2 separate regions of the Homo sapiens genome follow, and region 2 is linked to region 1. The links are chromatin loops, found by intact Hi-C in ENCODE. Cell type or tissue: heart right ventricle. All regions are shown on one strand. Links, peaks and the distances in the headings refer to the core of each region. The heading gives the core; the rest is flanking DNA. Region 1 has its middle 54 kb from the start of MIR1299. Region 2 holds the start of MIR1299 (microRNA 1299).

Region 1 (16,231 bases), core at 4,308-12,307:
GAGCGCTTTGTGGCCTTCATTGGAAACGGGAATATCTTCACATAAAAACTAGACGGAAGCATTCTCAGAAACTTCTTTGTGATGTGTGTACTCAACTCACTGAGTTTAACCTTTCTTTTGATAGAGAAGTTTTGAAACAATCTTTTTGTAGTGTCTGCAAGTGGATATTTGGATAGCTTTGAGGCTTTCGTTGGAAACGAGAATATCTTCACATTAAAACTAGACAGAAGCATTCTCAGAAACTTGTTTGTGATGTGTGTACTCAACTAACAGAGTTTAACCTTTCTTTTGATAGAGCATTTTTGAAACACTCTTTTTGTAGGATCAGCAAGTGGACATTTTGTGTGCTTTGAGGCCTATGGTGAAAAAGGAAATATCTTCCCATAAAAACTAGACAGAAGCATTCTCAGAAACTTCCTTGTGATGTGTGTACTCAACTCACAGAGATGATTCTTTCTTTTGATAGCGCAGTTTTGAATCACTCTTTTTGAAACATTTACAAGTGCATATTTGGACAACTTTGAGTCTTTCGTTGGAAACGGGAATATCTTCTCATAATAACTAAACAAAAGCATTCTAAGAAAATTCTTTGTGATGTGTGCATTCAACTCACGGAGTTGAACCTTTGTTTTGATGCAGCAGATTTGAAAAACTCTTCTTGTAGAATTTGCAAGTGGATATTGCACAGCTTTGAGACCATCGCTGGAAACGGGAATATCTTCACATAGAAACTAGACAGAAGCATACTCAGAAAGTTGTTTTTGATGTTAGCATTCAACTCGCGGAGTTGAATATTCCTTTTCATAGGGCAGTTTTGAAACACACTTTTTGTAGTATCTGCAAGTGGACTTTTGGAGCTCTTTGAGGCCTATCGTGAAAAAGGAAATATCTTCCCATAAAAATTACACAGAAGAATTCACAGAAACTTCTTTGTGATGTGTGTACTCAACTGACAGAGTTTAAGCATTTTTTTGATAGAGGAGATTTGAAACACTCTTTTTCTGGAATCTGCAGGTGGACATTTGGAGTGCTTTGTCGTCTTCGTTCGAAACGGGAATATCTTCACATAAAAACTAGACAGAAGCGTTCACAGAAACTTCTTTGTGATGTTTGCATTCAACTCACAGAGTTGAATATTCTCTTTCATAGAGCAGTTTTGTAACACTCTTTTTGCAGTATCTGGAAGTGGACATTCGGAGTGCTTTGAGGCCTATGGTGAAAAAGGAAATATCTTCATATAAAAACTAGACAGAAGCATTCTAAGAAACTGCTTTGTGATGTGTGTACTCAACTCACAGTGTTAAACCTTTCCTTTGATAGAGCACTTTTGAAACACTCTTCTTGTAGAATTCACAGGTGGATATTAGGACAGCTTTGAGGCTTTCGTTGGAAATGGTAATATCTTCACATAAAAACCAGACAGAAGCATTCTCAGAAACTTCTTTGTGAGGTTTGCATTCAACTCACAGAGTTGAACATTTCTTTTCATAGAGCAGTTTTGAAGCACTCTTTTCGCAGAATCTGCAAGTTGTCATTTGTAGCACTTTGAGGCCTTCGTTCGAAACGGGAATATCTCCACATAAAAACTAGACAGAATCATTATCAGAAACATCTTTGTGATGTGTGCATTCAACTCACAGAGTTGAACCTTTCTTTTGATACAGCAGTTTTGAAACACTCTGTAGAATGTGCAAGTGGACATTTGGTGTGCTTTGTGGCCTATTGTGAAACAGGAAATAATATAAAAACTAGGACAGAAGCATTCTCAGAAACTTATTTGTGAAGTCTGCACTCAACTCACATATTTGAACCTTTCTTTTCTTAGAGAAGTTTTGAAACACTCTTTTTGTGGAATCTGCAAGTGCACATTTGACGCGCTTTGTGGCTTTTGTTGGAAACGGAAATATCTTCACACAAAAACTCGACAGAACCATTCTCAGAAACTTCTTTGTGATGTTTGCATTCAACTCACAGAGTTAAACTTTCCCCTTCATAGAGCAGTTTTGAAACACTCTTTTTGTAGTACCTGGAAACGGACATTTGGAGCGCTTTGAGGCCTATGCTGAAAAAGGAAATATCTTCATATAAAAACTACACAGAAGCATTCTCAGAAACTTCTTTGTGATGTGTGTACTCAAATCATGGAGTTGAACCTTTCTTTTGATACAGCAGTTTGGAAACAGTCTATTTGTAGAATCTGAAAGTGGATATTTGGGTAGCTTTGAGGCTTTCGTTGGAAACGGGAATGTCTTCACATAAAAACTAGACAGAAGCATTCTCAGAAACTTTTTTGTGATTCTTTTATTCAACTCACAGAGTTGAACATTCCTTTTCATAGAGCAGATTTGAAACACTCTTTTTGAAGCATCTGTAAGTGGAAAATTGGAGCTCTTTGAGGCATATGCTGAAAAAGGAAATATCTTCCAATAAAAATTAGACAGAAGAATTCTCAGAAACTTCCTTGTGATGTGTGTACTCAACTCACAGAGTTGAACCTTTCTTTTGATAGAGCAGTTTTGAAGCACTCTTTTTGTAGAATCTGCAAGTGGATATTTGGATAGCTTTGAGGCTTTCGTTGGAAACGGGAATGTCTTCACATAAAAACCAGACAGAAGCATTCTCAGAAACTTTTTTTGATGCTTGTATTCAACTCACAGAGTTGAACATTCCTTTTCATAGAGCAGTTTTGAAACACTCTTTTTGAAGAATCTGTAAGTGGAAACATGGAGTTCTTTGAGGCATATGCTGAAAAAGGAAATATCTTCTAATAAAAACTAGACAGAAGAATTCTCAGAAACTTCTTTGTGATGAGTGTACTCAACTCACAGATTTGAACTTTTCTTTTGATAGAGCAGTTTTGAAACACTCTTTTTGTAGGGTGTGCAAGTGGATATTTGGATAGCTTTGAGGATTTCGTTGGAAAAGGGAATATCTTCACATAAAAACCAGAGAGAAGCATTCTCAGAAACTTATTTGTGATGCTTGCATTCATCTCACAGAGTTCAAAATTCCTATTCATAGAGCAGTTTTGAAACACTCTTTTTATGGAATCTACAAGTGGACATTTGGAGCGATTTGAGACCTATGGTGAAAAAGGAAGTATCTTCACATAAAAAGTAGACAGAAGTATTCTCAGAAACTATTTTGTGATGTGCGTACTCAACTCACAGAGTTAAACCTTTCCTTTGATACAGCAGTTTTGAAACACTCTTCTTGTGGAATTTACAAGTGCATATAAGGACAGCATAAAGGATTTCGTTGGAAACGGGGATATCTGCACATAAAACTAGAGAGAAGAATTCTCAGAAACTTCTTTGTGATGTGTGCATTCAACTCACACAGATGAAATTTTCCTTTGGTAGAGCAGGTTGGAAACACTCTTTTTGTAGAATTTGCAAGTGGATATTTGGACAGCTTTGGGGCCTTTGCTGGAATTGGGTATATCTTCACATAAAAACTAGACAGAAGCATTTTCAGAAACTACTTTTTGATGCATGCATTCAACTCGCAGAATTGATCATTCCTTTTCATAGAGCGGTTTTGAAACACTCTTTTTGTAGAATCTGTAAGTGGAAACTTGGAGCACTTTGAGGCCTATGGTGAAAAAGGAAATATCTTCCCATAACAACTAGACAGAAGAATTCTCAGAAACTTCCTTGTGATGTGTGTACTCAACTCACAGATTTGAACATTTCTTTTAATGGAGCTGTTTTGAAACACTCTTTTTGTAGAATCTGCAAGTGGATATTTGGACAGCTTTGAGGCTTTCGTTGGAAACGGAAATATCTTCATATAAAAACTAGACAGAAGCATTCTCAGAAAATTCTTTGTCATGTGAGTCCTCAACTCACAGAGTTCAACTTTTCTTTTGATAGAGCAGATTTGAAACACTCTTTTTGTAGCATCTGCAAGTGGATATTTGGATAGCTTTGAGGATTTCGTTGATAAAGTGAATATCTTCACATAAAAACTAGAGAGAAGCGTTCTCAGAAATGTCTTTGTGATGTTTGCATTCATCTCACAGAGTTGAACATTCCCTTTCATAGAGCATTTTTGAAACACTCTTTTCGTAGTATCTGCAAGTGGACATTTGGAGCGCTTTGGGTCCTACAGTGAAAAAGGAATTATCTTCACATAAAAAGGAGACAGAAGCATTCTCAGAAACTTCTTGGTCATGTGTGTACTCAACTCACAGAGTTGAACCTTTCTTTTCATACAGCAGTTTTGAAAAACTCTTTCTGTAGGATCTGCAAGTAGATATTTGGATAGCTTTAAGGGTTTCGTTGGAAACGGGAATATCTTCTCATAAAAACTAATCAGAAGCATTCTCAGAAACTTCTTTGTGATGCTTGCATTCAGCTCACAGAGTTTAACGTTCCTTTTCATAGAGCAGTTTTGAAACACTCTTTTTGAAGAACCTGTCAGTGGAAACTTGGAGCGCTTTGAGGGCTATGTTGAAAATATCTTACCATAAAAACTAGACAGAAGAATTCTCAGAAACTTCTTTGTGATGTGTGTACTCAACTTTATAGGGTTGAACTTTTCTTTTGAAAGAGCAGTTTTGAAACACTCTTTTTGTAGGGTTTGCAAGTGGGTATATGGATCGCTTTGAGTATTTCCTTGGAAGTGGGAATATCTTCACATAAAAACGAGACAGAAACATTCTAAGAAACTAATTTGTGATATTTGCATTCAACTCACAGAGATGAACATTCCCTTTCATAGAGCAGTTTTGAAACACTCTTTTTGTAGTATCTGAAAGTAGAGATTTGCAGCGCTTTGAGGCCTTTGGTTAAAAAGGAAATATCTTCACAGAAAACTAGACAGAAGTATTCTCAGAAACTGCTTCGTGATGTGTGTACTCAACTTACATAGTTGAACATTTTTTTTGATACAGCAGTTTTGAAACACTCTTTTTGTAGAATCTGCAAGTGGATATTCGGATAGCTATGAGGCTTTTGTTGGCAACGGGAATATCTTCACAGAAAAACTAGACAGAAGCATTGTCAGAAACTTCTTTGTGACGCTCGCAATCAACTCACAGTGTTGAACATTCCTTTTCATAGAACAGTTTTGAAACACTCTTTTTGTAGTATCTGGAAGTGTACATTTTGAGCGCTTTGAGGTCTATGGTGAAAAAGGAAATATCTTCACATAAAAACTAGACAGAAGCATTCTCAGAAATTTCTTTATGATGTGTGTACTCAACAAAGAGAGTTGAACCTTTCCTTAATACAGCAGTTTTGAAACACTCTTTTTGGAGAAACTCAAAATGGATAATTGGATAGCTTTGGGTATTTCATTGGAAGCGGGAATATCTTCACATAAAAACTAGAGAGAAGCATTCTCAGAAACTTCTTTGTGATGTTTGCATTCAACTCACAGAGATGAACATTCCTTTTCATGGAGCAGTTTTGAAACACTCTTTTTGTCGTATCTGGAAGTGGACAATTGGAGCGATTTGTGCCTTATGGTGAAAAAGGAAACATCTTCATATAAAAATTAGACAGAAGCATTCCCAGAAACTTCTTTGTGATGTGTGCACTCAACTCACAGAGTTGAACATTTCTTTTGAGACAGGAGTTTTGAAACACTCTTTTTGTAGAATCTGAAAGTGGATATTTGGATAGCTTTGAGGATTTCACTGGAAACAGGAATATCTTCAATTAAAAACTATACAGAAGCATTCTCAGAAAATTCTTTGTGATGTGTGCATTCAACTCACAGAGTTGAATCTTTCTTTTGATAGAGCAGATTGGAAACACTTTTGTTGTAGTATTTGCAAGTGGATATTTGGACAGCTTTGAGGCCTTCGTTGGAAACAGGTATCTCTTCACATAAAAACTAGACAGAAGCATTGTCAGAAACTACTTTGTGATGCTTGCATTCAACTCACAGAGTTGAACATTCGTTTTCCTAGAGCAGTTTTGAAACACTCTTTTTGTAGAATCTGTAAGTGGAAACTTGGAGCCCTTTGAGGCCTATGGTGAAAAAGGAAATATCTTCCCATAAAAACTAGACAGAAGAATTCTCAGAAACTTCTTTGTGATATGTGTACTCAACTCTCAGAGTTGAACTTTTCTTTTGATAGAGCTGTTTTGAAACACCCTTTTTGTAGAATCTGCAAGTGGATATTTAGAATGCTATGAGGATTTCGTTGGAAACGAGAATACCTTCACTTAAAAACTAGACAGAAGCAGTCCCAGAAACTTCTTTGTGATGTTTGCATTCAAATCACAGAGTTGAACATTCCGTTTCATAGAGCAGTTTTGAAACACTCTTTTTGTAGAATCTGTAAGTGAACATTTGGAGCGCTTAGAGGCCTATGGTGTAAAAGGAAATATCTTCGCATAAAAACTAGACAGAAGAATTCTCAGAAACTTCCTTGGGATGTGTGTACTCAACTCACAGAGTTGTACTCTTCTATTGATAGAGCAGTTTTGAAACACTCTTTTCGTAGAATCTGGAAGTGGATATTTGGATAGCTTTGAGGATTTCATTGGAAACTGGATTATCTTCACATAAAAACCAGACAGAAGCATTCTCAGAAACTATTTTGTGATGTTTGCATTCAACTCACAGAGTTGAACATTCCTTTTCATAGAGAAGCTTTGAAACACTCTTTTTGTTGTATCTGGTAGTGGACACTTGCAGCACTTGGAGGCCTATGGTGAAAAAGGAAATATCCTCACATAGAAACTAGACAGAAGCATTCTCAGAAACTTCTTTGTGATGTGTGTGTAGATGGCCGAATAGGAAGAGCTCTGGTCTACAGCTCCCAGCATGAGCGACGCAGAAGATGGATGATTTCTGCATTTCCATCTGAGGTACCGGGTTCATCTCACTAGGGAGTGCCAGACAGTGGGCGCAGGTCAGTGGGTGCATGCACCATGCGTGAGCCGAAGCAGGGCAAGGCATTGCCTCACTTGGGAAGCTCAAGGAGTCAGGGAGTTCCCTCTCCGAGTCAAAGAAAGGGGTGAAGGATGGTACCTAGAAAATCGGGTCACTCCCACCTGAATACTGTGCTTTTCTTACGGGCTTAAAAAACGGCTCACCACGAGATTATATCCCGCACCTGTCTCAGAGGGTCCTAAGCCCACGGTGTCTCGCTGATTGCTAGCACAGCAGTCTGAGATCAAACTGCAAGGCGGCAGTGAGGCTGGGGGAGGGGCACCCGCCATTGTCCAGGCTTGCTTAGGTAAACAAAGCAGCCAGGAAGCTCGAACTGGGTGGAGCCCACCACAGCTCAAGGAGGCCTGCGTGACTCTGTAGTCTCCACCTCTGGGGGCAGGGCACAGACAAACAAAAAGACAGCAGTAACCTCTGCAGACTTAAATGTCCCTGTCTGACAGCTTTGAGGAGAGCAGTGGTTCTCCCAGCATGAAGCTGGAGACCTGAGAATGGGCTGACTGCCTCCTCAAGTGGGTCCCTGACCCCTGACCCCCAAGCATCCTAACTGGGAGGCACCCCCCAGCAGGGGCACACTGACACCTCACACGGCAGGGTACTCCAACAGACCTGTAGCTGAGGGTTCTCTCTGTTAGAAGGAAAACTAACAATCAGAAAGGAAATCCACACGAAAAACCCGTCTGTACATCACCATCATCAAAGACCAAAAGTAGATAAAACCACAAAGATGGGGAAAAAACAGAACAGAAAAACTGGAAACTCTAAAAAGCAGAGCGCCTCTCCTCCTCCAAAGGAACACAGTTCCTCACCAGCAACGGAACAAAGCTGGATGGAGAATGACTTTGATGAGCTGAGAGAAGAAGGCTTCAGAAGATCAAATTACTCTGAGCTATGGGAGGACATTCAAACCAAAGGCAAAGAGTTGAAAACTTTGAAAAAAATTTAGACGAATGTATAACTAGAATAACCAATACAGAGAAGTGCTTAAAGGAGCTGATGGAGCTGAAAACCAAGGCTCGAGAACTACGTGAAGAATGAAGAAGCCTCAGGAGCCAATGCGATCAACTGGAAGAAAGGGTATCAGCGATGGAAGATGAAATGAATGAAATGAAGCAAGGAGGGAAGTTTAGAGAAAAAAGAATAAAAAGAAATGAGCAAAGCCTCCAAGAAATATGGGACTATGTGAAAAGACCAAATCTACGTCTGATTGGTGTACCTGAAAGTGATGGGAAGAATGGAACCAAGTTGGAAAACACTCTGCAGGATATTATCCAGGAGAACTTCCCCAATCTAGCAAGGCAGGCCAACATTCAGATTCAGGAAATACAGGGAACGCCACAAAGATACTCCTCCAGAAGAGCAACTCCAAGACACATAATTGTCAGATTCACCAAAGCTGAAACGAAAGAAAAAATGTTAAGGGCAGCCAGAGAGAAAGTTCGGGTTACCCTCAAAGGGAAGCCCATCAGACTAACAGCGGATCTTTCGACAGAAACCCTACAAGCCAGAAGAGAGTGGGGGCCAATATTCAACATTCTTAAAGAAAAGAATTTTCAACCCAGAATTTCATATCCAGTCAAACTAAGCTTCATAAGTGAAGGAGAAATAAAATACTTTACAGACAACCAAATGCTGAGAGATTTTGTCACCACCAGGCCTGCCTTACAAGAGCTCCTGAAGGAAGCACTAAACATGGAAAGGAACAACCAGTACCAGCCGCTGCAAGATCATGCCAAAATGTAAAGACCATCGAGACTAGGAAGAAACTGCATCAAGTAACGAGCAAAATCACCAGCTAACATCATAATGACAGGATCAAATTCACACATAACAATATTAACATTAAATGTAAATGGACTAAATGCTCCAATTAAAAGACACAGACTGGGCCGGGCGCGGTGGCTCATGCCTGTAATCCCAGCACTTTGGGAGGCTGAGGCGGGCGGATCACGAGGTCAGGAGATCGAGACCATCCCGGCTAAAACAGTGAAACCCCGTCTCTACTAAAAATACAAAAAATTAGCCGGGCGTAGTGGCGGGCGCCTGTAGTCCCAGCTACTTGGGAGGCTGAGGCAGGAGAATGGCGTGAACCTGGGAGGCGGAGCTTGCAGTGAGCCGAGATCCCGCCACTGCACTCCAGCCTGGGCGACAGAGCGAGACTCCGTCTCAAAAAAAAAAAAAAAAAAAAAAAGACACAGACTGGCAAATTGGATAAAGAGTCAAGACCCATCAGTGTACTGTATTCAGGAAACCCAACTCACATGCAGAGACACACATAGGCTTAAAATGAAAGGATGGAGGAAGATCTACCAAGCCAATGGAAAACAAAAAAAGGCAGGGGTTGCAATCCTAGTCTCTGATAAAACAGACTTTAAACCAACAAAGATCAAAAGAGACAAAGAAGACCATTACATAATGGTAAAGGGATCAATTCAACAAGAAGAGCTAACTATCCTAAATATATATGCACCCAATACAGGAGCACCCAGATTCATAAAGCAAGTCCTGAGTGACCTACAAAGAGACTTAGACTCCCACACATTAATAATTGGAGACTTTAACACCCCACTGTCAACATTAGACAGATCAACGAGACAGAAAGTCAACAAGGATACCCAGGAATTGAACTCAGCTATGCACCAAACGGACCTAATAGACATCTATAGAACTCTCCACCCCAAATCAACAGAATATACATTTTTTTCAGCACCACACCACACCTATTCCAAAATTGACCGCATAGTGGGAAGTAAAGCTCTCCTCAGCAAACGTAAAAGAACAGAAATTATAACAAACTATGTCTCAGACCACAGTGCAATCAAACTAGAACTCAGGATTAAGAATCTCACTCAAAACCGCTCAACATCATGGAAACTGAACAACCTGCTCCTGAATGACTACTGGGTACATAACGAAATGAAGGCAGAAATAAAGATGTTCTTAGAAACCAACGAGAACAAAGACACAACATACCAGAATCTCTGGGACGCATTCAAAGCAGTGTGTAGAGGGAAATTTATAGCACTAAATGCCCACAAGAGAAAGCAGGAAAGATCCAAAATTGACACCCTGACATCACAATTAAAAGAACTAGAAAAGCAAGAGCAAACACATTCAAAAGCTAGCAGAAGGAAAGAAATAACTAAAATCAGAGCAGAACTGAAGGAAATAGAGACACAAAAAACGCTTCAAAAAATTAATGAATCCAGGAGCTGGTTTTTTGAAAGGATTAACAAAATTGATAGACCGCTAGCAAGACTAATAAAGAAAAAAAGAGAGAAGAATCAAATAGACACAATAAAAAATAATAAAGGGGATATCACCACCAATCCCACAGAAATACAAACTACCATCAGAGAATACTACAAACACCTCTACGAAAATAAACTAGAAAATCTAGAAGAAATGGATAAATTCCTGGACACATACACTCTCCCAAGACTAAACCAGGAAGAAGTTCAATCTCTGAATAGACCAATAACAGGAGCTGAAATTGTGGCAATAATCAATAGCTTACCAACCAAAAAGAGTTCAGGACCAGATGGATTCACAGCCGAATTCTACAAGAGGTACAAGGAGGAACTGGTACCATTCCTTCTGAAACTATTCCAATCAATAGAAAAAGAGGGAATCCTCCCTAACTCATTTTATGAGGCCAGCATCATTCTGATACCAAAGCCGGGCAGAGACACAACCAAAAAAGAGAATTTTAGACCAATATCCTTGATGAACATTGATGCAAAAATCCTCAATAAAATATAGGCAAACTGAATCCAGCAGCACATCAAAGAGCTTATCCACCATGATCAAGTGGGCTTCATCGCTGGGATGCAAGGCTGGTTCAACATATGCAAATCAATAAACGTAATCCAGCATATAAACAGAACCATCAACAAAAACCGTATGATTATCTCAATAGATGCAGAAAAGGCCTTTGACAAAATTCAACAACCCGTCATGCTAAAAACTCTCAATAAATTAGGTATTGATGGGACGTATTTCAAAATAATAAGAGCTATCTATGACAAACCCACAGCCAATATCATACTGAATGGGCAAAAACTGGAAGCATTCCCTTTGAAAACTGGCACAAGACAGGGATGCCCTCTCTCACCGCTCCTATTCAACATAGTGTTGGAAGTTCTGGCCAGGGCAATAAGGCAGGAGAAAGAAATAAAGGGTATTCAATTAGGAATAGAGGAAGTCAAATTGTCCCTGTTTGCAGATGACATGATTGTATATTTAGAAAACCCCATCATCTCAGCCAAAAATCTCCTTAAGCTGATAAGCAAATTCAGCAAAGTCTCAGGATACAAAATCAATGAGCAAAAATCACAAGCATTCTTATACACCAACAACAGACAAACAGAGAGCCAAATCATGAGTGAACTCCCATTCACAATTGCTTCAAAGAGAATAAAAGACCTAGGAATCCAACTTACAAGGGACGTTAAAGACCTCTTCAAGGAGAACTACAAACCGCTGCTCAACGAAATAAAAGAGGATACAAGCAAATGGAAGAACATTCCATGCTCATGGGTAGGAAGAATTAATATCGTGAAAATGGCCATACTGCCCAAGGTAATTTACAGATTCAATGCCATCCCCATCAAGATACGAATGCCTTTCTTCACACAATTGGAAAAATCTACTTTAAAGTTCATATGGAATCAAAAAAGAGCCCGCATCACCAAGTCAATCCAAAGACAAAAGAACAAACCTGGAGGCATCACACTACCTGACTTCAAACTATACTGCAAGGCTACAGTAACCAAAACAGCATGGTACTGGTACCAAAACAGAGATATAGATCAATGGAACAGCACAGAGACCTCAGAAATAACACCGCATATCTACAACTATCTGATCTTTGACAAACCTTACAAAAACAAGCAATGGGGAAAGGATTCCCTATTTAATAAATGGTGCTGGAAAACTGGCTAGCCATATGTAGACAGCTGAAACTGGATCCCTTCCTTACTCCTTATACAAAAATCAATTCAAGATGGATTAAAGACTTAAACGTTCAACCTAAAACCATAAAAACCCTAGAAGAAAACCTAGGCATTACCATTCAGGACATAGGCATGGGCAAGGACTTCATGTCTAAAACACCAAAAGCAATGGCAACAAAAGACAAAATTGACAAATGGGATCTAATTCAGCAAAAGAGCTTCTGCACAGCAAAAGAAACTACCATCAGAGTGAACAGGCAACCTACAAAATGGGAGAACATTTTCGCAACCTACTCATCTGACAAATGGCTAATATCCAGAGTCAACAATGAACTCAAACAAATTTACAAGGAGAAAACAAACGACCCCATCAAAAAGTGGGTGAAGGAGATGAACAGACACTTCTCAAAAGAAGACATTTATGCAGCCAAAAAACACATGAAAAAATGCTCATCATCACTGGCCATCAGAGAAATGCAAATCAAAACCACAATGAGATACCATCTCACACCAGTTTGAATGGCAATCATTAAAAAGTCAGGAAACAACAGGTGCTGGAGAGGATGTGGAGAAATAGGAACACTTTTACACTGTTGGTGGCACTGTAAACTAGTTCAACCACTGTGGAAGTCAGTGTGGCGATTCCTCAGGGATCTAGAACTAGAAATACCATTTGACCCAGCCATCTCATTATTGGGTATATACTCAAAGGCCTATAAATCATGCTGCTATAAAGACACATGCACACTATGTTTATTGCGGCATTATTCACAATAGCAAAGACTTGGAACAAACCCAAATGTCCAACAATGATAGACTGGATTAAGAAAATGTGGCACATATGCACCATGGAATACTATGCAGCCATAAAAAATGATGAGTTCATGTCTTTGTAGGGACATGGATGAAATTGGAAATCATCATTCTCAGTAAACTATCACAAGAACAAAAAACCAAACACCGCATATTATCACTCATGGGTGGGAATTGAACAATGAGGTCACATGGACACAGGAAGGGGAATGTCACACTCTGGGGACTGTTGTGTGGTGGGGGGAGGGGGCAGGGATAGCTTCGGCAGATATACCTAATGCTAGATGACGAGTTAGTGGGTGCTGAGCACCAACATGGCACATGTAAACATATGTAACTAACCTGCACAATGTGCAGAGGTACCCTAAAAATAAAAGCATAAAAAAAAAACCAGACAGAAGTATTCTCAGAAAATTGTTTGTGATGTGTGTACTCAATTAACAGAGATGAACCTTTCTTTTGATAGAGCAGTTTTGAAACACTCTTTGTAGAATCTGCAAGTGGATATTTCGAGAGCTTTGAGGATTTCGTTGGAAAGGGAATATCTTCATATAAAATCTAGACAGAAGAATTCTCAGAAGCTTCTTTGTGATGTTTGCATTGAAGTCACAGAGTTGAACATTCCCTTTCATAGAGCAGGTTTGAAACACTCTTTTTGTAGTATCTGCAACTGGACATTTGGAGCGCTATTTGGCCTATAGTGAAGAAGGAAATATCTTCCCATAAAAACTAGACAGAAACATTCTCAGAAACTTGTTTGTGATGTGTGTAATCAACTAACAGAGTTGAACCTTTCTTTTGATAGAGCAGTTTTGAAACACTCTTTTTGCAGAATCTGCAAGTGGATATTAGGATAGATTTGAGGATTTCGTTGGAAATGGGAATATATTCATATAAAATCTAGACAGAAGCATTCTCACAAACTTGTTGGTGATGTGTGTACTCAACTAACAGAGTTGAACCTTTCTTTTGATAGAGCAGTTTTGAAACACTCTTTTTGTAGAGTCTGCAAGTGGATATTTGGATAGATTGAGGATTTCGTTGGGAAAGGGAATATCTTCACATAAAATCTAGAAGGACGCATTCTCAGAAACATCTTCATGATGTTTGCATTCAAGTCACAGAAGTGAACATTCACTTTCCTAGAGCAGGTTTGAAACACTGTTTTTGTAGTATCTAGAACTGGACACTTGGAACGCTTTGTGGCCTATGGTGAAAAAGGAAATATCTTCGCATAAAAACTAGACAGAAGCATTCTCAGAAACTTGTTTGTGATGTGTGTACTCAACTAACAGAGTTGAACCTTTCTTTTGATAGAGCAGTTTTGAAACACTCTTTTTGTAGAATCTGCAAGTGGATATTTGGATAGCTTTGAGGATTTCGTTGGAAACGTATTATATTCATATAAAAAGTGGAAGCATTCTCAGAAACTTCTTTGTGATGTTTGCATTCAAGTCACAGATTTGAACATTCTCTTTCATAGAGCAGGTTTGAAACACAATTTTCGTAGTATCTGGAAGTGGACATTTGGAGCGCTTTGAGTCCTACTGTGAAAAAGGAAACATCTTCCCATAAAAATAAACAGAAGAACTCTCAGAAACTTGTTTGCGATGTGTGTACTCAACTAGCAGGGTTGAACGTTTCTTTTGATAGAGCAGTTTCGAAACAGACTTTTTGTAGAATCTGCAAGTGGTTATTTGGATAGCTTTGAGGATTTCGTTGGAAATGGGAATATCTTCATATAAAATCTATACAGAAGCATTCTCAGAAACATCTTTGTGATGTCTGCATTCAAGTCACAGAGTTAAACATTCCCTTTCATAGAGCAGGTTTGAAACACTTTTTTTGTAGTATTTGGAAGTGGACATTTGGAGAGCTCTGTGGCTTATGGTGAAAAAGGAAATATCTTCCCTTAAAAACTACACAGAAGCATTCTCAGAAACTTGTTTATTATGTGTGTACCCAACTAATAGAGTTGAACCTTTCTTTTGATAGAACAGTTTGGAAAAAATCTTTTTATAGAATCTGCAAGTGGATATTTGGATAGCTTTGAGGATTTCGTTGGAAATGGGAATGCCAATATAAAAAGTAGACAGAAGCATTCGCAGAAACTTCTTTCTGATGTTTGCATTCAGGTCACAGATTTGAACCTTCCCTTTCATAGAGCAGGTTTGAAACATTCTTTTTGTAGTATCCGGAAGTGGAAATTTGGAGCGCTTTGAGGCCTGTGGTGAATGAGGAAACATCTTCCCATAAAAACTAGACAGAATCATTCTCAGAAACTTGTTTGTCATGTTTGTACTCAACTAACAGAGTTGAACCTTTCTTTTGATAGAGCAGTTTTGAATCACTCTTTTTGTAGAATCTGCAAGTGGATGTTTGCATAGCTTTGAGGATTTCGTTGGAAATGGGAATATCTTCGTTTAAAAAGTAGACAGAAGCATTCTCAGAAACTTCTTTGTGACGTTTCCATGCAAGTCACAGAGTTGAACCTTCCTTTCATAGAGCAGGTTTGAAACACTCTTTTTGTAGTATCTGGAAGTGGACATTTGGAGCACTTTGAGGCCTATTTTGAAAAAGGATATATCATCCCATGAAAACTAGACAGAAGCATTCTCAGAAACTTGTCTGTGATGTGTGTACTCAAGTAACGGAGTTGAACATGTCTTTTCATAGAGCAGTTTTGAAACACTCTTTTTGTAGAATCTGCATGTGGATATTTGCATAGATTTGAGAATTTCGTCGGAAACGGGAATATCTTCATGTAAAATCTACACAGAAGGATTCTCAGAAACATCTTTGTGATGTTTGCATACAAGCTCCAGAGTTGGACATTTCCTTTCATAGAGCAGGTTTGAAACACTCTTTTTGTAGTATCTGTAAGTAAACAATTGGGGCGCTTTGAAGCCTATGGTGAAAAAGCAAATATCTTCCCATAAAAAGTTGACAGAAGCATTCTCAGAAACTTGTTTGTTTTGTGTGTACTCAGCTAATGGAATTGAAACTTTCTTTTGAGACATCAGTTTTGAAACACTCTTTTTGTAGAATCTTCATGTGGATATTTGCATAGCTTTGAGGATTTCGTTGGAAACGGGAATAGCTTCATTTAGAAAGTAGACATAAGCATTCTCAGAAATTTCTTGGTGATGTTTGCATTTAAGACACAGAGTTGAACATTCCTTTCATAGAGCAGGTTTGAAACACTCATTTTGTAGTATCTCAAAGTGGACATTTGGAGAGCTTTGTGGCCTGTGGTGAAAAAGGAAATATCTTCCCATAAAAACTAGACAGAAGCATTCTTAGAAACATGTTTGTGATGTGTGTACTCAACTAACAGAGTCGAACCATTCTTTTGATAGAGCAGTTTTGAAACACTCTTTTTGTAGAATCTGCAAGTGGATATTTGGAGCACTTTGTGGTCTATGGTGGAAAAGGAAATATCTTCACATGAAAAACTAGATAGAAGCATTCTGACAAACTTCTTTGTGATGTGTGCATTCCTCTCACAGAGTTTAACCTTACTTTTCATTGAGCAGTTTTGAAACACTATTTTT
Region 2 (16,231 bases), core at 4,633-12,632, 50 kb after region 1:
ATCCACTGAGACAAAATTTCCAGAGGAACGATCAGACAGCAGCATTCGCGGTTCATGAAAATCCACTGTTCTGCAGCCAACACTGCTGTTACCCAGGCAAACAGGGTCTGGAGTGGACGTGTAGCAAACTCCAACAGACCTGCAGCTGAAGGTCCTGTCTGTTAGAAGGAAAACTAACAAACAGAAAGGACATCCACACCAAAAACCCATCTGTACATCACCATCATCAGAGACCACAAGTAGATAAAACCACAAAGATGGGGAAAAAAACAGAGCAGAAAAACTGGAAACTCTAAAAAGCAGAGCACCTCTCCTCCGCCAAAGGAATGCAGTTCCTCAACAGCAATGGAACAAAGATGGACAGGGAATGACTTTGACGAGTTGAGAGAAGAAGGCTTCAGATGATCAAACTACTCCAAGCTACAGAAGGAACTTCAAACCAAAGGCAAAGAAGTTGAAAACTTTGAAAAAAATTTAGACGAATGTATAACTAGAATAACCAATACAGAGAAGTGCTTAAAGGATCTGATGGAGCTGAAAGCCAAGGCTCGAGAACTACGTGAAGAACGCAGAAGCCTCAGGAGCCAATGCGATTAACTGGAAGAAAGGGTATCAGAGATGGAAGATGAAATGAATGAAATGAAGCGAGAAGGGAAGTTTAGAGAAAAAAGAATAGAAAGAAATGAACAAAGCCTCCAAGAAATATGCGACTATGTGAAAAGACCAAATCTACGTCTGATTGGTGTACCTGAAAAAGATGGAGAGAATGGAACCAAGTTGGAAAACACTCTGCAGGATATTATCCAGGAGAACTTCCCCAATCTAGCAAGGCAGGTCAACATTCAGATTCAGGAAATACAGAGAATGCCACAAAGATACTCCTCGAGAAGAGCAACTCCAAGACACATAATTGTCAGATTCACCAAAGTTGAAATGAAGGAAAAAATGTTAAGGGCAGCCAGAGAGAAAGGTCGGGTTACCCTCAAAGGGAAGCCCATCAGACTAAGAGCGGATCTCTTGGCAGAAACTCTACAAGCCAGAAGAGAGTGGGGGCCAATATTCAACATTCTTAAAGAAAAGAATTTTCAACCCAGAATTTCATATCCAGCCAAACTAAGCTTCATAAGTGAAGGAGAAATAAAATACTTTACAGACAAGCAAATGATGAGAGATTTTGTCACCACCAGGCCTGCCCTAAAAGAGCTCCTGAAGGAAGCACTAAACATGGAAAGGAACAACCGGTACCAGCCACTGCAAAATCATGCCAAATTGTAAAGACCATCCAGGCTAGGAAGAAACTGCATCAACTAACAAGCAAAATAACCAGCTAACATCATAATGACAGGATCAAATTCACACATAACAATATTAACTTTAAATGTAAATGGACTAAATGCTCCAATTAAAAGACACATACTGGCAAAATGGATAAAGAGTCAAGACCCATCAGTGTGCTGTATTCAGGAAACCCATCTCACGTGCAGAGACACACATAGGCTCAACATAAAAGGATGAAGGAAGATCAACCAAGCAAATGGAAAACAAAAAAAGGCAGCGGTTGCAATTCTAGTCTCCGATAAAACAGACTTTAAACCAACAAAGATCGAAAGAGACAAAGAAGGCCATTATATAATGATAAAGGGATCAATTCAACAAGAAGAGCTAACTATCATAAATATATATGCACCCAATACAGGAGCACCAGGATTCATAAAGCAAGTCCTGACTGACCTACAAAGAGACTTAGACTCCCACACAATAATAATGGGAGACTTTAACACTGCACTGTCAACATTAGACAGATCAATGAGACAGAAAGTCAACAAGGATACCCAGGAATTGAACTCAGCTCTGCACCAAGCAGACATAATAGACATCTACAGAACTCTCCAACCCAAATCAACAGAATATACATTTTTTTCAACACCACACCACACCTATTCCAAAACTGACCACATAGTTGGAAGTAAAGCACTCCTCAGCAAATGTAAAAGAACAGAAATTATAACAAACTGTCTCTCAGACCACAGTGCAATCAAACTAGAACTCAGTATTAAGAAACTCACTCAAAACTGCTCAACTACGTGGAAACTGAACAACCTGCTCCTGAATGACTACTGGGTACATAACGAAATGAAGGCAGAAATAAAGATGTTCTCTGAAACCAACGAGAACAAAGACACAACATACCAGAATCTCTGGGACACATACAAAGCAGTGTGTAGAGGGAAATTTATAGCACTAAATGCCCACAAGAGAAAGTGGGAAAGATCCAAAATTGACACCCTAACATCACAATTAAAAGAACTAGAAAAGCAAGAGCAAACACATTCAAAAGCTAGCAGAAGGCAAGAAATAACTAAAATCAGAGCAGAACTGAAGGAAATAGAGACACAAAAAAACCCTTCAAAAAATTAATGAATGCAGGAGCTGGTTTTTTGAAAGGATCAACAAAATTGATAGACCACTAGCAAGACTAATAAAGAAGAAAAGAGAGAAGAATCAAATAGACTCAATAAAAAATGATAGAGGGGATATCACCACCAATCCCACAGAAATACAAACTACCATCAAAGAATACTACAAACACCTCTATGCCAATAAACTAGAAAATCTAGAAGAAATGGATAAATTCCTCGACACATACACCCTCCCAAGACTAAACAAGGAAGTCGAGTCTCTGAATAGACCGATAACAGGCTCTGAAATTGTGACAATAACCAATAGCTTACCAACCAAAATGAGTCCAGGACCAGATGGATTCACAGCCGAATTCTACCAGAGGTAAAAGGAGGAACTGGTACCATTCCCTCTGAAACTATTCCAATCAATAGAAAAAGAGGGAATCCTCCCTAACTCATTTTATGAGGCCAGCATCATCCTGATACCAAGGCCAGGCAGAGACACAACCAAAAAAGAGAATTTTAGACCAATATCCTTGATGAATATTGATGAAAAATCCTCAATAAAGTACTGGCAAAACGAATCCAGCAGCACATCAAAAAGCTTATCCACCATGATAAAGTGGGCTTCATCCCTGGGATGCAAGGCTGGTTCAATATATGCAAATCAATAAATGTAATCCAGCATATAAACAGAACCAAAGACAAAACCCACATGATTATCTCAATAGATGCAGAAAAGGACTTTGACAAAATTCAACAACCCTTCATGCTAAAAACTCTCAATAAATTAGGTTTTGATGGGACGTATCTCAAAATAATAAGAGCTATCTATGACAAACCCACAGCCAATATCATACTGAATGGGAAAAAACTGGAAGCATTTCCTTTGAAAACACAGAAGACAGGGATGCCCTCCCTCACCACTCCCATTCAACATAGTGTTGGAAGTTCTGGCCAGGGTAATCAGGCAGGAGAGGGAAATAAAGGGTATTCAATTAGGAAAAGAGGAAGTCAAATTGTCCCTGTTTGCAGATGACATGATTGTATGTCTAGAAAACCCCATTGCCTCAGCCCAAAATCTCCTTAAGCTGATAAACAAATTTGGCAAAGTCTCAGGATACAAAATCAATGTACAAAAATCACAAGCATTCTTATACACCAATAACAGACAGAGAGCCAAATCATGAGTGAACTCCCATTCACAATTGCTTCAAAGAGAATAAAATACCTAGGAATCCAGCTTACAAGAGACGTGAAGGAACTCTTCAAGAACTACAAACCCCTGCTCAATGAAATAAGAGGATGCAAACAAATGGAAGAACATTCCATGCTCATGGGTAGGAAGAATCAATATTGGGAAAATGGCCATACTGCCCAAGGTAATGTACAGATTCATTGCCATCCCCAACAAGCTACCAATGACTTTCATCACAGAAATGGAAAAAACTACTTTAAAGTTCATATGGAACCAAAAAAGAGCCCGCATCGCCAAGTCAATCCTAAGCCAGAAGAACAAAGCTGGAGGCATCACGCTACCTGATTTCAAACTATACTACAAGGCTACAGTCACCAAAACAGCATGGTACTGGTACCAAAACAGAGATATAGACCAATGGAACAGAACTGAGCCCTCAGAAATAACGTCACATATCTACAACTATCTGACCTTTGACAAACCTGACAAAAACAAGCAATGGGGAAAGGATTCCCTATTTAATAAATGGTGCTGGGAAAACTGGCTAGCCATATGTAGAAAGCTGAAACTGGATCCCTTCCTTACACCTTATACAAAAATCAATTCAAGATGGATTAAAGACTTAAATGTTAGACTTAAAACCATAAAAACCCTAGAAGAAAACCTAGGCATTACCATTCAGAACATAGGCATGGGCTAGGACTTCATGTCTAAAACACCAAAAGCAATGGCAACAAAAGACAAAATTGACAAATGGGATCTCATTAAACTAAAGAGCTTCTGCACAGCAAAAGAAACTACCATCAGAGCAAACAGGCAACCAACATAATGGGAGAAAATTTTCGCAACCTACTCATCTGACAAAGGGCTAATATCCAGAATCTACAATGAACTCAAACAAATTGACAAGAAAAAAACAAACAACCCCATCAAAAAGTGGGTGAAGAACATGAACAGACACTTCTCAAAAGAAGACATTTATGCAGCCAAAAAACACATGAAAAAATGCTCACCATCACTGGCCATCAGAGAAATGCAAATCAAAACCACAATGAGATACCATCTCACACCAGTTAGAATGGCAATCATTAAAAAGTCAGGAAACAACAGGTGCTAGAGAGGATGTGGATAAATAGAAACACTTTTACACTGTTGGTGGGACTGTAAACTAGTTCAACCATTGTGGAAGTCAGTGTGGCGATTCCTCAGGGATCTAGAACTAGAAATACCATTTGACCCAGCCATCCCATTACTGGGTATATACCCAAAGGACTATAAATCATGCTGCTATAAGGACACATGCACACGTATGTTTATTGTGGCACTATTCACAATAGCAAAGACTTGGACCCAAGCCAAATGTCCAACAATGATAGACTGGATTAAGAAAATGTGGCACATATACACCATGGAATACTATGCAGCCATAAAAAATGATGAGTTCATGTCCTTTGTAGGGACATGGATGAAATTGGAAATCATCATTCTCAGTAAACTATCACAAGGAGAAAAAACCAAACACCACATGTTCTCACTCGTAGGTGGGAATTGAACAATGAGAACACATGGACACAGGAAGGGGAACATCACACTCCGGGGACTGTTGTGGGGTGTGGGGAGGGGGGAGGGATAGCATTAGGAGATATACCTAAGGCTAAATGACGAGTTAATGGGTGCAGCACACCGACATGGCACATGTATACATATGTAACTAACCTGCACATTGTGCACATGTACCCTAAAACTTGAAGTATAATAATAATTAAAAAAAGGAAACAACAGGTGCTGGAGAGGATGTAGGGAAATAGGAACACTTTTACACTGTTGGTGGGACCAGTTCAACCATTCTGGAAGTCAGTGTGGCAACTCCTCAGGGATCTAGAACTAGAAATACCATTTGACCCAGCCATCCCATTACTGGGTATATACCCAAAGGATTATAAATCATGCTGCTATAAAGACACATCCACACATATGTTTATTGCAGCACTATTCACATTAGCAAAGACTTGCAACCAACACATATGTCCAACAATGATAGACTGGATTAAGAAAATGTGGCACATGTACAGCATGGGATACTGTGCAGCCATAAAACATGATGAGTTCATGTCCTTTGTAGGGACATGGATGAAGCTGGAAACCATCATTCTCAGCAAACTATTGCAAGCACAAAAAACCAAACACCACATGTTCTCACTCATAGGTGGGAATTGAACAATGAGAACACATGGACACAGGAAGGGGAATATCACACACCGGGGACTGTTGTGAGTTGGGGGAAGCAGGGAGGGATAGCATCAGGAGATATACCTAATGTTAAATGACGAGTTAATGGGTGCAGCACACCAACATGGCACATGTATACATATGTAACAAACCTGCACGTTGTGCACATGTACCCTAAAACTTAAAGTATAATAAAAAAAAAGAAAAGCTAAAAAAAAAAAAAAGGATTCCAGAACACTGCTACGATTGTCTGAATGTTTGTTCCTCAAATAGGATTCTAGAATGCTCCTGCTGTGGTCTGAATGTTTGTCCCTCACATAGGATTCCTGAACACTGCTATGAGGTTCTGAGTGTTTATACCTCAGATAGGATTCCAAAATACTCTTGCTATTTTCTGAGAGTTTGTCCCTCCCATAGGATTCCAGAACATTGCTGCTGGGGTCTGAATGTTTGTCCCTCACATAGGATTCCAGAACACTGCTAGGATTGTCTGAATGTTTGTGTCTCACATGGAATTCCATAACACTGCTATTAGGGTCTGAAAGTTTGTCCTTCACAGAGGTTTCCAGGAAACTGCTACAATTATCTGAATGTCCGTTACGTAGGATTCCAGAACACTGCTATGAGGGTCTGAATGTTTGTCTCTTACATAGGATTCCAGAACACTGCAGATTTGGTCTGAATGTTTATCACTCACACAGGAATCCAGAACACTGCTATGATGGTCTGAATGTTCATTCCTCACATAGGATTCCAGAACACAGCTACAACCGTCTTAATGTTTGTCCCTCACAGGGGATTCCAGAACACTCCTGCTGCAGTCTGAATGTTTCTAACTCACACAGGATTCCAGAACACTGCTACGAGGGTCTGAATGTTTGTCCCTCACACTTAATAGCAGAACACTGATACAAGGGTCTGAATAATTGTCCCTAGCAAAGGATTCCAGAGCACTGTTACTGTGGTCTGAATGTTTGTCCCTCACATAGGATTCCAGAACACTGCTGCTGGGTTCTGAATGTATCTCCCTCACCTAGAATTCCAGAACGTTGAGACGAGGTTCTGAATGTTTGTCCATAACATAGGATTCCAGAACACTGCTACAATTGTCTCAATGTTTCTCACTCACATGGCATACCAGAACACTGCGGCGAGGGTCTGAATGTTTTCCCTCATATACGATTCCAGAACACTCATGCTGTGGTCTGAATGTTTGTCCCTTGCATAGGATTCCTGAACAATGCTGCGAGAGTCTGAATGTTTATCCCTCACATAGGATTCCAAAACACTCCTGCTGTAGTCTCAATGTTTGCCCCTCACATAGGATTCCAGAACAATCCTGCTGTGGTCTGAATGTTTGTCCCTCACATAGGGCTCCAGAACACTCCTGCTGGGTTCTAAGCGTTTCTCCCTCACCTTAAATTCCTCAACACTGTGATGAGGGTCTGAATGTTTGTCCATAAAATAGGATTCCTGAACACTCCCGCTGTTGTTTGAATGTTTGTTCCTCCCTTAGGACTCCAGAAAACTGCTGCTGGGTTCTGAATGGTTGTCCCTCACACAGGTTTCCAGAACACTGTTACGAGGGTCTGAATGTCCCTCACATAGGATTCCAGAACACTGTTGAGAAGTTCTAAATGTTTGTCTGTCATATAGGATTCCAGAGAACAGCTACGAGGGTCTGAATGTTTGTTCCTCACAGAGGATTCCAGAAGAGTCCTGCTTTGGTGTGAATGTTTGTGCCTCACACAGGAATTCAGAACACGGCTATGAGGTTGTGAATGTTTGTCCCTCACACACAATTCCAGAATGCTGCTATGAGGGTCTGAATGATTGTCCCTCACATAGGATTCCAGAACACTGCTGCTGGGTTGCGAGTGTGTCTCCCTCACATAGAATTCCAGAACACTGCGAAGAAGTTCTGAATATTTGTCCATAACATAGGATTCCAGAACACTCCTGCAGTTGTTTGAATTTTTGTCCCTCCCATAGGATTCCAGAACACTACTGCTGGGGTGTGAGTGTATGTCCCTCACTTAGGATTCCAGAACACTGCAAAGATTCTCTTAAAGATTGTCCCTCACATAGGTTTCCGGAACACTGCTATGAGAGTCTGAATGTTTGTCCCTCACACAGGATTCCATAATACTCCTGCTGTGTTCTGAATATTTGTACGTCACATAGGATTCCTGAACACTACTACGAGATTCTGAATGTTTGTTGCTCACATAGGATTCCAAAATGTCCCTGCTGTGTTCTGAGTGTTTGTCCCTCACATAGGGTCACTGCTGCTGGGTTCTCAGTGTTTCTCACTCACATAGAATTCCAGAACACTGCAAAGAGGTTCTGAATGTTTTTCTGTAACATAGTATTCCAGAACACTCTCGCTGTTTTTTGAATGTTTGTCCCTCACATAGGATTCCAGAACACTTCTGCTGGTGTCTGAAAGTTTGTCCCTCACACAGGATTCCAGAACACTGCTACGAGGGTCTGAATGTTTTTCCCTCACAAAGGGTTCCAGAACAAAGCTGTTGGAGTCATAATGTTTGTCTGTCACACAGGATTCTAGAACACTGCTACGAGGTTATGAATGTTTGTTCCTCAAAGGGTTTTTCAGAACACTCCTGTTGTTGTCTGAATGTGTGTCCCTCACACAGGATTCCAGAACACTGCTACGAGGTTCTGAATGTTTCTCCCTTACATAGAATTCCAGAACACTGCTACCAATGTCTGAATGTTTGTCTCTCACATAGGATTCCAGAACACTGCTACGATTGTCTGAAAGTTTGTCGCTCACATAGGATTCCAGAACACTGCTACGATTGTCTGAAAGTTTGTCCCTCACATAGGATTCCAGAACGCTGCTATGAGGGTCTGAATGTTTGTCCCTCATGCAGAGTACCAGAACACTGCTTCGAGGGTCTGAATGATTGTCCCTCACATAGGATTCCAGAACACGGCTGCTGGGGTCTCAATGTTTGTGCCACACATAGGATTCCAGAATACGGCTGCTGGGGTCCACTTGTAAGTCCGTCACAATGGATTCCAGAACACAGCTGCTGGGTTCTGAGTGTTTCTCCCTCACTTGGAATTTCAGAACACTGATATGAGGGTCTGAAAGTTTTTCTGTTACTTAGGACTCCAGGGCTTTCCCTCTGTTGTTTGAATGTTTGTCCCTCACAGAGGATTCCAGAAAAATGCTACGATTGTATGAATGTTTGTCCCCCACATATGATTAAAGAACACTGCGAAGAGGGTCTGAATGTTTGTCTGAAACATAGGTTTCCCAAACAGTTTCGCTGTTGTTTGACTGTTTTTCCCTCACATAGGATTCCAGAAAAATGCTACGATTGTATGAATGCTGGTCCCTCACATAGGATTCCAGAACAGTGCTACGAGGGTCTGAATATTTGTCCCTCACATGGGATTCCAGAACACTTCTGCTGTGTTCTGAATGTTTGGCCCTCAGAAAGGATTCCTGAACTCTGCTACGACAGTATGAATGTTTGTCCCTCACATCAGATTCCAAAACACTCCTACTGTGTTCTGAGTGTTTGTCCCTCACATAGAATTCTAGAACAGTCCTGCTATTGTCTGAATGTTTGTCACACACACAGGGTTGCTGATAACTGCTGCTGAGTTCTGAATGTTTCTCCCTAACATAGAACTCTAGAACACTGTGACGAGGTTCGGAATGTTTGTCGGTAACATAGGATTCAAAAACACTCATGCTGTTGTTTGAATGTTTGTCCCTCAAGTAGGATTCCAGAACACTGCTTCTGGGGACTACATGTATGTCTGTCACATAGGATTCCAGAACACTGCTGTTGGGTTCTGTGTGTTTCTCCCTCACATAGAATTCCAGAACACTGCGATGAGGGTATGAATGTTGTTCATAACATAGGACTCCAGAAAACTCACGCTCTTCTTTGAATGTTTGTCCCTCACGTTGGATTCCAGAACACTGCTGCTGGGGTCTCAAAGTTTGTCCCTAACATAGGATTCCAGAACACTGCTACGATTGTCTGAATATTTTGCCTTCACATAATATTCCAGAACACTGCTACGAGGGTCTGAATGTTTGTCCCTCAAATAGGATTCCAGAATGCTGCTGCTGGGTTCTAAATGTTTGTCGGTCACATAGGATTCCAGAACACTGCTGCTGGGGTCTGAATGTTTGTCCCTCACATATTATTCCAGAACACTGCTGGGTTCTAAATGTTTGTTGGTCACATCAGATTCCAGAACACTGCTGCTGGGGTGTGAATGTTTATCCCTCACATAGGATTCCAGAACACAGTTGCTGGGGTCTACATGTATGCCAGTCACATGGGATTCCAGAACACTGCTGCTGGGTTCACAGTGTTTCTCCCTCACATAGAATTCCAGATAATTGAGACAATATTCTGAATGTTTGACCATAACATAGGATTCCAGAACATTCCCGCTCTTGTTTGAATGTTTGTCCCTCACATAGCATTGCAGAACACTGCTGCTGGGGTCTGAATGTTTGTCTCTCACATAGGATTCCAGTACACTGCTACGATTGTCAGAATGTTTATCCCTCACCTAGGATTACAGAACACTGCTATGATGCTCTGAAAGTTTGTCCCTCACATAGGATTCCAGAACACTGCTGCTGAGGTATAAATGTTTGTCCATCACATGGGATTCCAGAACAAAGCTACGAGTGTCTGAATGTTCCTCACAGCAGATTCCATAACACTCCTGCTGTGGTCTCAATGTGTGTCCCTCACAAAGGATTTCAGAACACGGCTAAGAGGGTATGAATGTTTGTCCCTCATACAGAATTCCAGAACACTGCTACGAGGGTCTGAATGCTGGTCCCTCACATAGGACACCAGAACACTGCTACGGTTGTCTGAATGTTTGTCCCTTCCATAGGATTCCTGAACACTGCTTCGAGGGTCTGAATGTTTGTCCCTCACATTGCATTCCAAAACACTCCTGTTGTGTTCTGTGAGTTTGACCCTCACATAGGATTCCAGAACAATCCTGCTGTGGTGTGAATGCTTGTCCCTCACATATGGTTCCAGAACACTGTTGCTGGGTTCTGAGTGTTTGTCCCTCACAAGGGATTCCAGAACACTGCTACGAGGGTGTGAATGTTTGTCCCACACAAAGGATTCCAGAACACTGCTACTGGGGTCTAAATGTTTGTCCGTCACATAGCATTCCTGAACAATGTTACAAGAATCTGAATGTTTGTACCTCACATAGGATTCCTGAACCACTGCTACGAGGGTCTGAATGTTTGTCCCTCACATAGAATTCCAAAATACTCCTGCTGTGTTCTGAGTGTTTGTCCCTCACATAGCATTCCAGAACACTGCAGCTAGGGTCTAAATGTCCGTCACATAGGATTCTGGAAAACTACTATGAGGTTCTGAATGTTTGTCTCTCACACAGAATTCCAGAACACTGCTACGAGTTTCTGAATGACAGTCCCTCACATAGGATTCCAGAATACTGCTGCTGGGGTCTGAATGCTTGTCCCTCACATAGGATTCCAGAACTCTGCTGCTGGGGTGTACATGTATGTCCGTCACATAGGATTCCAGAACACTGCTGCTGGGTTCTGAGTGTTTCTCACTCGCATAGGATTCCAGAACACTGCTACAAGTGTCTGAATGTTTGTCTGTCACATTGGATTCCAAAACACTCCTGCTGTGTTCTGAGTGTTTGTTCCTCACATAAGATTGCAGAACACTCCTGCTGTGGCCGGAAAGTTTGTCCCTCACATAAGATTCCAGAACACTGCTGCTGGAATCTGAATATTTGTCCCTCAAGTAGGTTTCTAGAACAATGCTACTATTGTTTGAATGTTTGTCCCTCACATGGGATTCCAGAACGCTCCTGCTGTGGTCTGAAAGTTTGTCCCTCACATAGGATTCCTGAACACTGCTACGAGTGCCTGCATGTTTGTCCCTCACATCAGATTCCAATACATTCCTGCTGTGTTCTGAGTATTTCTCCCTCACATATGATTCTAGAGCAATCCTGCTGTGATCTGAATGTTTGTCCCTCACATAGGGATCCAGAACACTGTTGCTGGGTTCTTAATGTTTCTCCCTAAAGTAGAACTCCAGAACACTGCCTCGAGGGTGTGAATGCTTGTCCGTAACACAGGATTCCAGAACACTCTAACTGTTGTTTGAATGTTTGTCCCTCAAATAGGATTCCAGAACAGTGCTGCTGGGGTCTACATGCATGTCCGTCAGAGAGGATACCAGAACACTGATGCTCGGTTCTGAGTGTTTCTCCCTCACATCGAATTCTAGCACACTGTGACCAGTTTCTGAATGTTTTTCTGTAACATGGGATTCTAGAACACTCCCGCTGTTATTTGAATGTTTGTCCCTCACATAGGATTCCAGAACACTGCTATGAGTGTCTGAATGTTTGTCCCTCACTTAAGATTCCAGAACACTGCTATGAGGGTCTGAATGTTTTTCCCTCACATAGGAATCCAGAACACCGTTACGAGGGTCGGATTGTTCGTTCCTCTCAGGGGATTCCTGAACACTCCTGCTGTGGTCTGAATGATTGTCTGTCAAACAGGATTCCAGGACACTGCTACGAGGGTCTGAATGTTTGTCCCTCACACAGAATTCCAGAACACTGCTACGTGGGTCTGAATGATTGTCCCTCACGTAGGATTCCAGAACACTGCCATGAGGGTCTTAATGTTTGCTCCTCACTTAGGACTCCAGAACATTCCTGCTGTGGTCTGAATGTTTCTCCCCCACATAGGATTCCTGAACACTGCTATGAGGGTCTGGATGTTTGTCCCTCACATAGGATTCCAAAACATTCCTGCTGTGTTCCGAGTGTTTGTCCCTCACATACGATTCCAGAACAATCCTGCTGTGGTCCGAATGTTTGTCCCTCACATGCGGTTCCAGAGCACAGCTGCTGGGTTCTGAGTGTTTCTCCCTCACATAGAATTCCAGAACACTGCGACGAGTTTCTGAACGTTTGTCCATAACATTGGATTCCAAAACACTCTTGCTGTTGTTTGAATGTTTGTCCGTCACACAGGATTCCAGAATACTGCTGCTGGGGTCTGAATGTTTGTCCCTTACGAAAGATTCTAGAACACTGCTATGATTGTCTGAATGTTTGTCTCTAATACAGGGTCCCAGAACACTGTGACGAGTGTCTGAATGTTTGTCCATAATATAGGTTTCCAGAACACAGCTGCTGTTGTTTGTTTTTCCCTCACAGGATTCCAGAACAATACTGCAATTGTATGAGCGTTTGTCCCTCACATTGGATTCCAGAACACTGCTTCGAGGTTCTGAATGTTTGTCCCTCACACTGAATTACAGAACACAGCTGGTGGGGTGGAAATGTTTGTCCGTCACATAGGATTCCAGGACAGTGCCACGAGGGTCTGAAAGTTTGTTCCTCACAGGGGATTCCAGATCACTCCCGATGTGTCTGAATGTTTGTCCCTCACACAGGATTGCATAACACTGCTATGATGGTCTGAATGATTGTCACTCAAGCAGAATTCCAGAACACTGCTACTAGGTCTGAATGACTTTCCCTCACATAGGATTCCAGAACATTGCTGCTGGTTTCTGAATGTTTGTCCTTCACATAAGATTCCAGAACACTGCTGCTGGTGTCTACATGTATGTCTGTCACATAGAATTCCAGAACACTGCTGCTGGGTTCTGAGCATTTCTCCCTCATGCAGAATTCCAGAACACTACAACGAGGTTCTGAATGTTTGCCCATAACACAGGATTCCAGAACACTCCCGCTGTTGTTTGAATGTTTGTCACTCACATAGGATTCCAGAACACTAACACGAGGGTCTGAATGTTTGTTCCTCACATAGGATTCCAGAACACTGCTACAAGGGTTTGAATGTTTGTTCTTCGTTGGGGATTCCAGAACACTCCTGCTCTGGTATGAATGTTTATCCCTCACATAGAATTCCAGAACACTGCTATGAGGGTCTGAATTTTTTGTCCCTCACACAGAATTCCCCAACACTGCTATGAGGGTCTGAATAATTGCCCTACCATAGGGTTCCAGAACACTGCTGCTGGGGTCCAAATTATTGTCCCTCAGATAGGATTCCAGAACATGCTGATGGGGTCTACATGTATTGCCGTCACATAGGATTCCAGAACACTGCTGCTAGATTCTGCATTTTGCTCCCTCACATAGAATTCCAGAAGAGTGCGACGAGGGTCTGAATGTTTTTTCATATCATAGGATTCCAGAACACTCCTGCTGTTGTTTGAATGTTTGTTCCTCACACAGGATTCCACAACACAGCTAAAAATGTCTGAAAGTTTGTCCCTCAGATAGGATTCCAGAACACTGCGGCTGTGGTCTGAATGTTTGTCCCTCACATAGGATTCCAGAACACTGCTATGATTGTCTGAATGTTTGTCCCTCACATAGCATTCCAGACCACTGCTACAAGGGTCTAAAGGCTTGTTCCTCACAAAGGATTCCAGAGCACACCTGCTGTGGTCTGATTGTTTGTTCCTCACATAGGATTCCTGAACACTGCTGCTAGGGTCTGAATGTTGGCCTTCACATAGGATTCCAGAACCCTGATACGATTGTCTGAATGTTTGTCCCTCACACAGCACTACAGAACACTGCTACGAGGGTCTGAATGTTTGTTCCTCACATGGGATTCCAGAACACTGCTATGATTGTCTGAATGTTTGTTCCTCACATAGGTTTCCAGAAAACTTCTGCTATGGTCTGAAAGTTTATCCCTCACATAGGATTCCAGAACACTGCTACGAGGGTCTGAATGTTTGTCCCTTCACATAGGATTACAGAACGCTGCTGCTGTTGTCCAAACATCTCTCTGTCACATAGGGTTCCAGAACACTGCAACATGTGTCTGAATGTTTTCCCTCACATAGGATTCCAGAACACTCTCATTGTTGTTTGAATGTTTGTTCCTCACATAGGATTCCAGAACACTGCTGCTGGGGTCTGAATGATTGTTCCTCACATAGGATTCCAGAACACTGCTGCTGGGTTCTGAGTGTTTCTCCCTCACGTAGATTTCCAGAAAACAGGGACGAGGGTCTGAATGTTTGTCCATAACAGAGGATTTCAGGACACTCTCGCTGTTGTTTGAAAGTTTGTCCCTCTCTAACGGGGACAAATTTTGTGTCTCTATTTCCTTCAGTTATGCTCTGATTTTAGTTATTTCTTGCCTTCTGCTAGCTTTTGAATGTGTTTGCTCTTGCTTTTCTAGTTCTTTTAATTGTGATGTTAGGGTGTCAATCTTGGATCTTTCCTGCATTCTCTTGTGGGCATTTAGTGCTATAAATTTCCCTCTACACACTGCTTTAAATGTGTCCCAGAGATTCTGGTATGTTGTGTCTTTGTTCTCGTTGGTTTCAAAGAACATCTTTATTTCTGCCTTCATTTCGTTATGTACCCAGTAGTCATTCAGGAGGAGGTTTTTCAATTTCCATGTAGTTGAGCGGTTTTGAGTGAGTTTCTTAATCCTGAGTTCTAGTTTGATTGCACTGTGGTCTGAGAGACAGTTTGTTATAATTTCTGTTCTTTTACATTTGCTGAGGAGTGCTTTACTTCCAACTATGTGGTCAATTTTGGAATAGGTGTGGTGTGGTGTTGAAAAAAATGTGTATTCTGTTGATTTGGGGTGGAGAGTTCTGTAGATGTCTATTATGTCTGCTTGGTGCAGAGCTGAGTTCAATTCCTGGGTATCCTTGTTAATTTTCTGTCTCGTTGATTTGTCCAATGTTGAGAGTGGGGTGTTAAAGTCTCCCATTATTATTGTGTGGGAGTCTAAGTCTCTTTGTAGGTCACTCAGGACTTGCTTTATGAATCTGGGTGCTCCTGTATTGGATGCATATATATTTAGGATAGTGAGCTCTTCTTGTTGAATTGATCCCTTTACCATTATGTAATGGCCTTCTTTGTCTCTTTTGAACTTTGTTGGTTTAAAGTCTGTTTTATCAGAGACTAGGATTGCAAACCCTGCCTTTTTTCGTTTTCCATTTTCTTGGTAGATCTTCCTCCATCCCTTTATTTTGAGCCTAAACCCTAGAAGGAAACCTGGTCAATACCATTCAGGATATAGTCATGGGCAAGGACTTCATGTCTTAAACACCAAAAGTAATGGCAACAAAAACCAAAATTGGGCCGGGCGCGGTGGCTCACGCCTGTAATCCCAGCACTTTGGGAGGCTGAGGCGGGCGGATCACGAGGTCAGGAGATCGAGACCATCCCGGCTAAAACGGTGAAACCCCGTCTCTACTAAAAATACAAAAAATTAGCCGGGCGTAGTGGCGGGCGCCTGTAGTCCCACCTACTTGGGAGGCTGAGGCAGGAGAATGGCGTGAACCCGGGAGGCGGAGCTTGC

The links. Peaks named below come from ENCODE experiments on the same cell type or tissue, not always from the same donor. Only the 100,000 strongest peaks of a DNase experiment are listed, where the experiment ranks them.
Region 2: a loop joins it to region 1, with 5 times the contacts of the local background. A loop is called at or near these places in 7 of 110 quality-filtered maps.

What each region holds. Positions count from the first base shown.
Region 1 is chr9:40,866,859-40,883,089 of GRCh38, forward strand. No RefSeq gene overlaps it. Among named protein-coding and RNA genes, the nearest start is that of MIR1299, 54 kb to the right of the region's middle. RefSeq lists enhancers at 3,253-4,067, 12,864-13,700, 13,701-14,536, 14,537-15,372. In heart right ventricle, for the core only: no CTCF peak of the experiment used is centred there; no DNase peak of the experiment used is centred there.
Region 2 is chr9:40,916,563-40,932,793 of GRCh38, forward strand. It overlaps MIR1299 (microRNA 1299), which reads right to left and starts at 12,530; the gene lies at 12,448-12,530. In heart right ventricle, for the core only: no CTCF peak of the experiment used is centred there; DNase peaks (open chromatin) are centred at 8,809, 10,759, 11,449 and 12,579.